Linked DNA regions of Homo sapiens: region 1 is linked to region 2. Evidence: chromatin loops called from intact Hi-C (ENCODE). Cell type or tissue: PC-3. All regions are shown on one strand. Links, peaks and the distances in the headings refer to the core of each region. The heading gives the core; the rest is flanking DNA.

What was found. Peaks named below come from ENCODE experiments on the same cell type or tissue, not always from the same donor. Only the 100,000 strongest peaks of a DNase experiment are listed, where the experiment ranks them.
Region 1: a loop joins it to region 2, with 4 times the contacts of the local background. A loop is called at or near these places in 2 of 110 quality-filtered maps.

The regions. Positions count from the first base shown.
Region 1 is chr10:54,123,073-54,126,005 of GRCh38, forward strand. The region is part of intron 15 of PCDH15 (protocadherin related 15); the gene reads right to left. Among named protein-coding and RNA genes, the nearest start is that of MIR548F1, 480 kb to the right of the region's middle. In PC-3, for the core only: no CTCF peak of the experiment used is centred there; a DNase peak (open chromatin) is centred at 1,619; H3K27ac peaks cover 424 bases.
Region 2 is chr10:53,314,672-53,317,604 of GRCh38, forward strand. No RefSeq gene overlaps it. Among named protein-coding and RNA genes, the nearest start is that of LINC02672, 290 kb to the left of the region's middle. In PC-3, for the core only: a CTCF peak has its summit at 1,245; DNase peaks (open chromatin) are centred at 390 and 1,240.

The DNA.
Region 1 (2,933 bases), core at 98-2,597, 810 kb after region 2:
GAAAACCTAGGAAACACTATTCTGGACATCACCTTTGGCAAAGGATTTATGATTAAGTCCTCGAAAGCAATTGCAACAAAAATGATCATTGATAAGTTGGACCTAATTAAACTAAAGAGCTTCTGCACAGCAAAAGAAACCATCGACAGAGTGAACAGATAACCTACAGAACAGGAGAGAATATTCCCAAAATACGCATCCAACAAATGTCTTATATTCACAATCTACAAGTAGCTTAAAGAATTAAACAAGCAAAAACAAAAAATTCCATCAAAAAATGAGTAAAAGACATTAATAGGCACTTCTCAACAGAAAGGGATACAAGTAGCCAAGAAATATATGAAAAAAATGCTTAATATCACTAATCATCAGAGAAATGCAAGTCAAAACCACTATGAGATACCTACTCACACCAGTCAGGGTGGCTATTATTTAAAAGTAAAACAACAACAGATGATGGGAGGCTGCAGAGAAAATAGAATACTTATATACTCTTGGTGGGAATGTAGATTAGTTCAGCCACAGTGGAAATCAGTTTGGAGATTTCTCAAAGAACTAAAAATAGAACTACCATCTGACCCAGCAATGCCACCCAAAAGAAAATAAATTGACTGAAAAGACACAGGCACTTGTATGCTCACAGCAGTACTCTTCATGATAGCAAGGACATGGAATCAACCTAGGTGCCCATCGGTGGTGGAGCATATAAAGAAAATGTGGCACATATACACTACGGAATACTACATAGCCCTAAAAAAGGAAATTGTGTCCTTCTTAGCAACCTGGATACAGCTGGAGGCCATCATCCTAATTGAATTAACACAGAAATAGAACAACAAATATTACATATTCTCACTTATAAGTGAGAACTAAATGGTGCATACATGTAGACATAAACTTGGGAACAAAAGACACTGGGGAGTACTAGAGGGGGCTGGCTGAGAGGGAGCGTAGCAAGGCTGGAAAAACCAACTGTTGGGTGCTGTGCTAACTACCTTGGTGACAGGATTAATTGTACCCCAAACATCAGCATCATGTGACATACCCATATAATAAACGTGTACATGTACCCTTTGAATCTAAATAAAAACGGAAAAATAAAGAATGGCAAAATTAAAAGAAAAACAAACAATACATTTTGCTAAATGAAATAAGTCAGACACAAAAGGACACATGCTATATGATTCCACTTATATAAGGTAGCTATAACAGTCAAATTAATAGAGACAGAAAGTTACATGGTGGGTGCCAGGAGCTGTGGGCTGGTGTTTGGGGAGTTAGTGTTTACTGAGTACGGAGTTTCAGTTTGGGAGGATGAGAAAGTTCTGGAAACAGACGGTGATGATGTTGCACAAAAATGTGAATGTACTTAATGCCAAAGATGGTTATAATGGTAAGTATCGTGTTCCATATTTTTATTACAACTACAATAATAAAAGATATGTAGGAATTTGCCAGATGAACAAGATGAAAAAGGGCATTGCCATGAAATAAACATAATGAATCTGAAAAAAATAAAAGCATCTTTGATTGCAAAAGAGCAAATTGCAAATATCCAAAGTAATCCTTGTAATACACGTGACATTATAAATTTTACGATGCAGTGCCTATGATTCACGCACACTGTACCTGAACCAGCTGTGAAACATTCATGAATCATAAACTCCTGTATCATCTTCAGAGCAAAAATGCATCCTATTTTACAAGAAATATTCATCAAAAAAGGGAAAGAGAAGTAAAAACCCTGAAATTTCTAGAACCTTTCAAAGATATCAGAAAAACAAATCAATACCTCTGACAGGACCTGTTAATTCAGAGGGTCATGCTGTAAGACAGCTTGCATTTAATTCAAACTGTTTTGGAACAAGATCAATTCTGTAGTGAGATCAAGGCAGCAGAAATTTTTCCTCAGGGCTAAAAATAATAATTCCTTGAGGCCCAGACATTAAATTCCATGGCTTCTTGAAACTATTCAAAAATGAGAAGAATGGATAAAGATTAAAAGAAAACACATGCTGCAAGCTGACAAAACACCTTTTTAGACTTACACCCAATTCGTTCATTAGTCAAATGTGTGGTTTTTTTTTTCCCTTCAGGTAACTGGAGGTGTCAACATTCAACTTCTTGGTCTGTTTCTCGTCATTTTCTATTTTCTCCTGCTATTTGTCTCTGAGCTGTTATACCTGTTATTGCAGTTTCCAACAAGAAAAAGCCAGGAAAAGGAAAGAGAATCAAAGCATCAGAGCGAGTCACCTCACTGGGAGGTGGAACCAGAAGTTTTAAAGCAGTAGCAAAATTTGTATGTTCTGGGTGTCAGTGGACACTTTCTGTATAATAATTTTATTTTACTTTTGTTAAGAATCATGAAGCAACCACAAAAAATTAAATCAAGGCTTATCAAGTAGATGTTTGAAAGAGAAACAATGATTCACCTTATAGGTAGATGTACTTTGCTATTGAAGGGATTGTGGGCAAGTCTAAGCAAAGCTGAAGGGAATAAGGAAATTTCATTCCTTAGAGAAGACAGCATAGAATAATAGTACAGAGAGTGTAGGGTAGAACAGCTTGCATTCTAATCCCACATCTGCAACAGGATTCTCTTTGACATAGGAAAAGTTACTTCTGCTTTGTTGGGAGTATTAAAAATGGAGAAGTTTTCAAGTGCTTAGTGTAGTTCCTGGCTTATGATAGCATCAATTAAAATTAGGTATTGATGCTATTATTATTAATATTGATCTCTTAGCCATCTATATCTTCAGCATCCAAAGTGTCAGTTTGTTCTTTAAATTGCAATTGACCCTTTTTTCTCAATAGAATAGCTAGTAAAATAATAAAGTGGAATTTCTTGGAATGTATCCATTCTCCTCTTTTACATTTCATTTTTTTATTCATTATTTCAAATGCCCAGTACCTTCTTGTTCACCCTAAAATCT
Region 2 (2,933 bases), core at 239-2,738:
GAATTGTCATTTAAAAAAATAGTTTTCTAAGCCACGAATAAGCTATATTTCTCCATATACTTAAGTCTCAGTTAATTTTTTCAGCAATAGTTTGTAGTTAGTGTAGAATTCTGGTAAATTTTATATTTTATTTCAAAAATTATATATTTTATAGATTCTATCATAATTTGAATTTTTAAGTATATATATTTTATTTTTTTATTGCCAGCATACAAATGTACAATTGTGTTTTTTGGCATGTCATCCTCGTACACAGGGACTCTTGAAAGAACTAGTCCACCATGGGCTCTGAACTTCCCCACACATTTTTGTTGAGTGTATCAAGAATGCAAGACTCTGACCATTCTCTACCTCAGCCATTTCTTAGCATTACATTTGCAGCAAGCTGCTGTTGTCATGAGTAATAAATTCTTTGTCTGTGACCCAGGAGTCTTGGGCCTTCTGCCAAAGAGAAAAAAAAGTGACAGGCTAACTTGTTAGCTTGTAAGTAGAATAAAATCTGAGACCCTTCACAGTTCTTGGTAACTCCATTGCTAAACTCCCTTATTAATTGTTAACAGTTGTTTTTTAGATTCCTTGGGATTTTCTGTATAAACAGTCATGCCATCTGATAGTTTATTTTTTTCACATTTATTGCTATTTAAAATTGACAAAATTGGCTGTACTTACTGTGCACAACACGATCAAAACAAGTGTTAATGAGGATGTGGAGAAAAGGAAACTCTAATAAAGATTTAATTCTTCCTTTCAAATCTCTAAGATTTTACCTTATTTTATTGTGATACCAATAGCTAGACCTTTAGTAAAATGTTCAATAGAAATGGCTAGAGTAAAAAACCTTTGCTTTTTCCCAATCCTAGATAAAAATCATTCAATATTTAGCTATTAAGCATGATGTCAGAAGTAGGTTTTTTGAACATGCCCTTTACTAGAATGAAAGTGTTTCCTTCTCTTCCTAGTTTGGTGACAGTTTTGACTATGAATAGTTATAGCATTAAAAAGATTGTCTAAAAGTCATAATTATCATATATTCTTTCTCCTTTATTCTATAAGTATAATGGATTATGTTTGAATATTCAATGTGTCTCCTAATTTGTCTTCTTGGAATAAGCCTTAACTGTTATAGTATATGGCTTTTTAAATTATTATTCCACTGTATATTGTTCCTAACTAGCCACTTTGGCCCTACATATGAAAAGATACTGTCAAACTATTATCTAATGTAAATCTGTCTTTGGCTCAGGGTGGCAGCATTATACCATGGTTTAAAACTTCAGCACTAAAGTTAGGCTACATAGCTTCAAAAATGCTTCTAGCATTTATTAATATTAATTTTCACCCTTTGAGAAGTTATTTAACCAGCCTTAGTTTAACCATCTCTGAAATTGTTATTGGGAACAATAACAGTACTATTGTCATACAACTGTGAGAATCAAGTGGAAAAATATGAATAAATAGCTGATAAATGAGAGCTTATCATTATTTGAGCAACATGTATTAAACATCTGACCTGATTGTTGCAACTGGAATAATCAGGTCAAGTCAGATACCTTAGTACATGAAATAATTACTATCTTATTACCTAAATGAACTGATTGTTTAATAAAACAGAATCAGTTGTAAATGTTTGATTCAGTTTCTGTGAAGTTTCAGCTTGATATTATGTAATATTGAAATTTTGGTAGTTTACTTTTTAAAAGTGAAAAACTAGCTTTTTTACATTTTTCACCAGATGTTCTTTTACCAGAAAGAAGACAAGAACCTGGGAAAAATTTCCTCTGTCCTTTCATATTTCTAGAGGAAATATGAGAAGAACCTGGTTAAAACAAAACATCTCAAGGGTAGAGGATGTGGGCTCTAAAATAATAAGTCTGAGACAAAGAGAGACTATAGAGGGAAAAAAATAATGTCTAGTGCTAGAAAGTAGAATAGAAATGGACTTAGGAATATGCCTCCTCACTTTGCTCTTCCTTCTGATACACTGAAGATAGCCTGCTCCCTACAATTTTAAGATACTTTCTTAAGATGCTTTTGTCAGGAAACTTTGAAGTAAATGGAGATACGAACTGGCTCTGGGAGAAATACAAATGATCAATAAAATCGTGAAATGATTCCCAACCTAACTAATAACCCATGGGATATGAATTAAAATAGCCATTCAGTAACTTGGGTGTTGGTCAGAAGACAATAATTTTAAAGTGCATTGTGTTTGATTTGTTATTTTAAACCAACAAATAGCTCTCTCTACATTCTATGACATAAACGATTCAGATTCCTTACATTGAAAAATCCTTAAAAATCACACCAATAAAAACACCATTGTATTAGTAATCTCGAGGTACTATTTGGGTCTGATGTAGTTACCTGAGGATCTATTTCTTATCTTATAATCATTTTAAAGAAAAGCTATTATTCAATAGAGGTAATATTTTTCATAAAAGTATTATGGAGTAGATGAAGGTTGACAATTTTATGCTTAAGAAAAATGTTTCCAAAATACAACATAATTTGGAAAATGATAGCATGTGAAAAAAAAGTCTCGAATTTATCTTTTTGCTCTATGCTTACTTTTCCATGCTTGTTTCTTTGTTCACTTGTAATATACTAGCTGCCTCCAGGCGAAATTCAATAGCTTTTGAATAGTAATAAACAAATCAACTTAGAACTTAGCTTGAGTTATGAAAGGTACATATATTTGGTTTTCAGGAGGAAAGGAAAGACTCATGTAGACAAAACCCAGTTAGCCCTGTGGAAATTAGGCCAAAGCAATGGGAACAACCTGAAATCACAGCATGACATTGAGTGCAATGAATAGATGAAAAGGAGCTTGAGGCTTAAAAAATAATCGTTTATAGCTTCCCTGCTTTCATGTTGGTGTTTTGGTTCATTACTTAGAAAATAAAGATACAAAGACCTAGAGAGTTAGATCATAA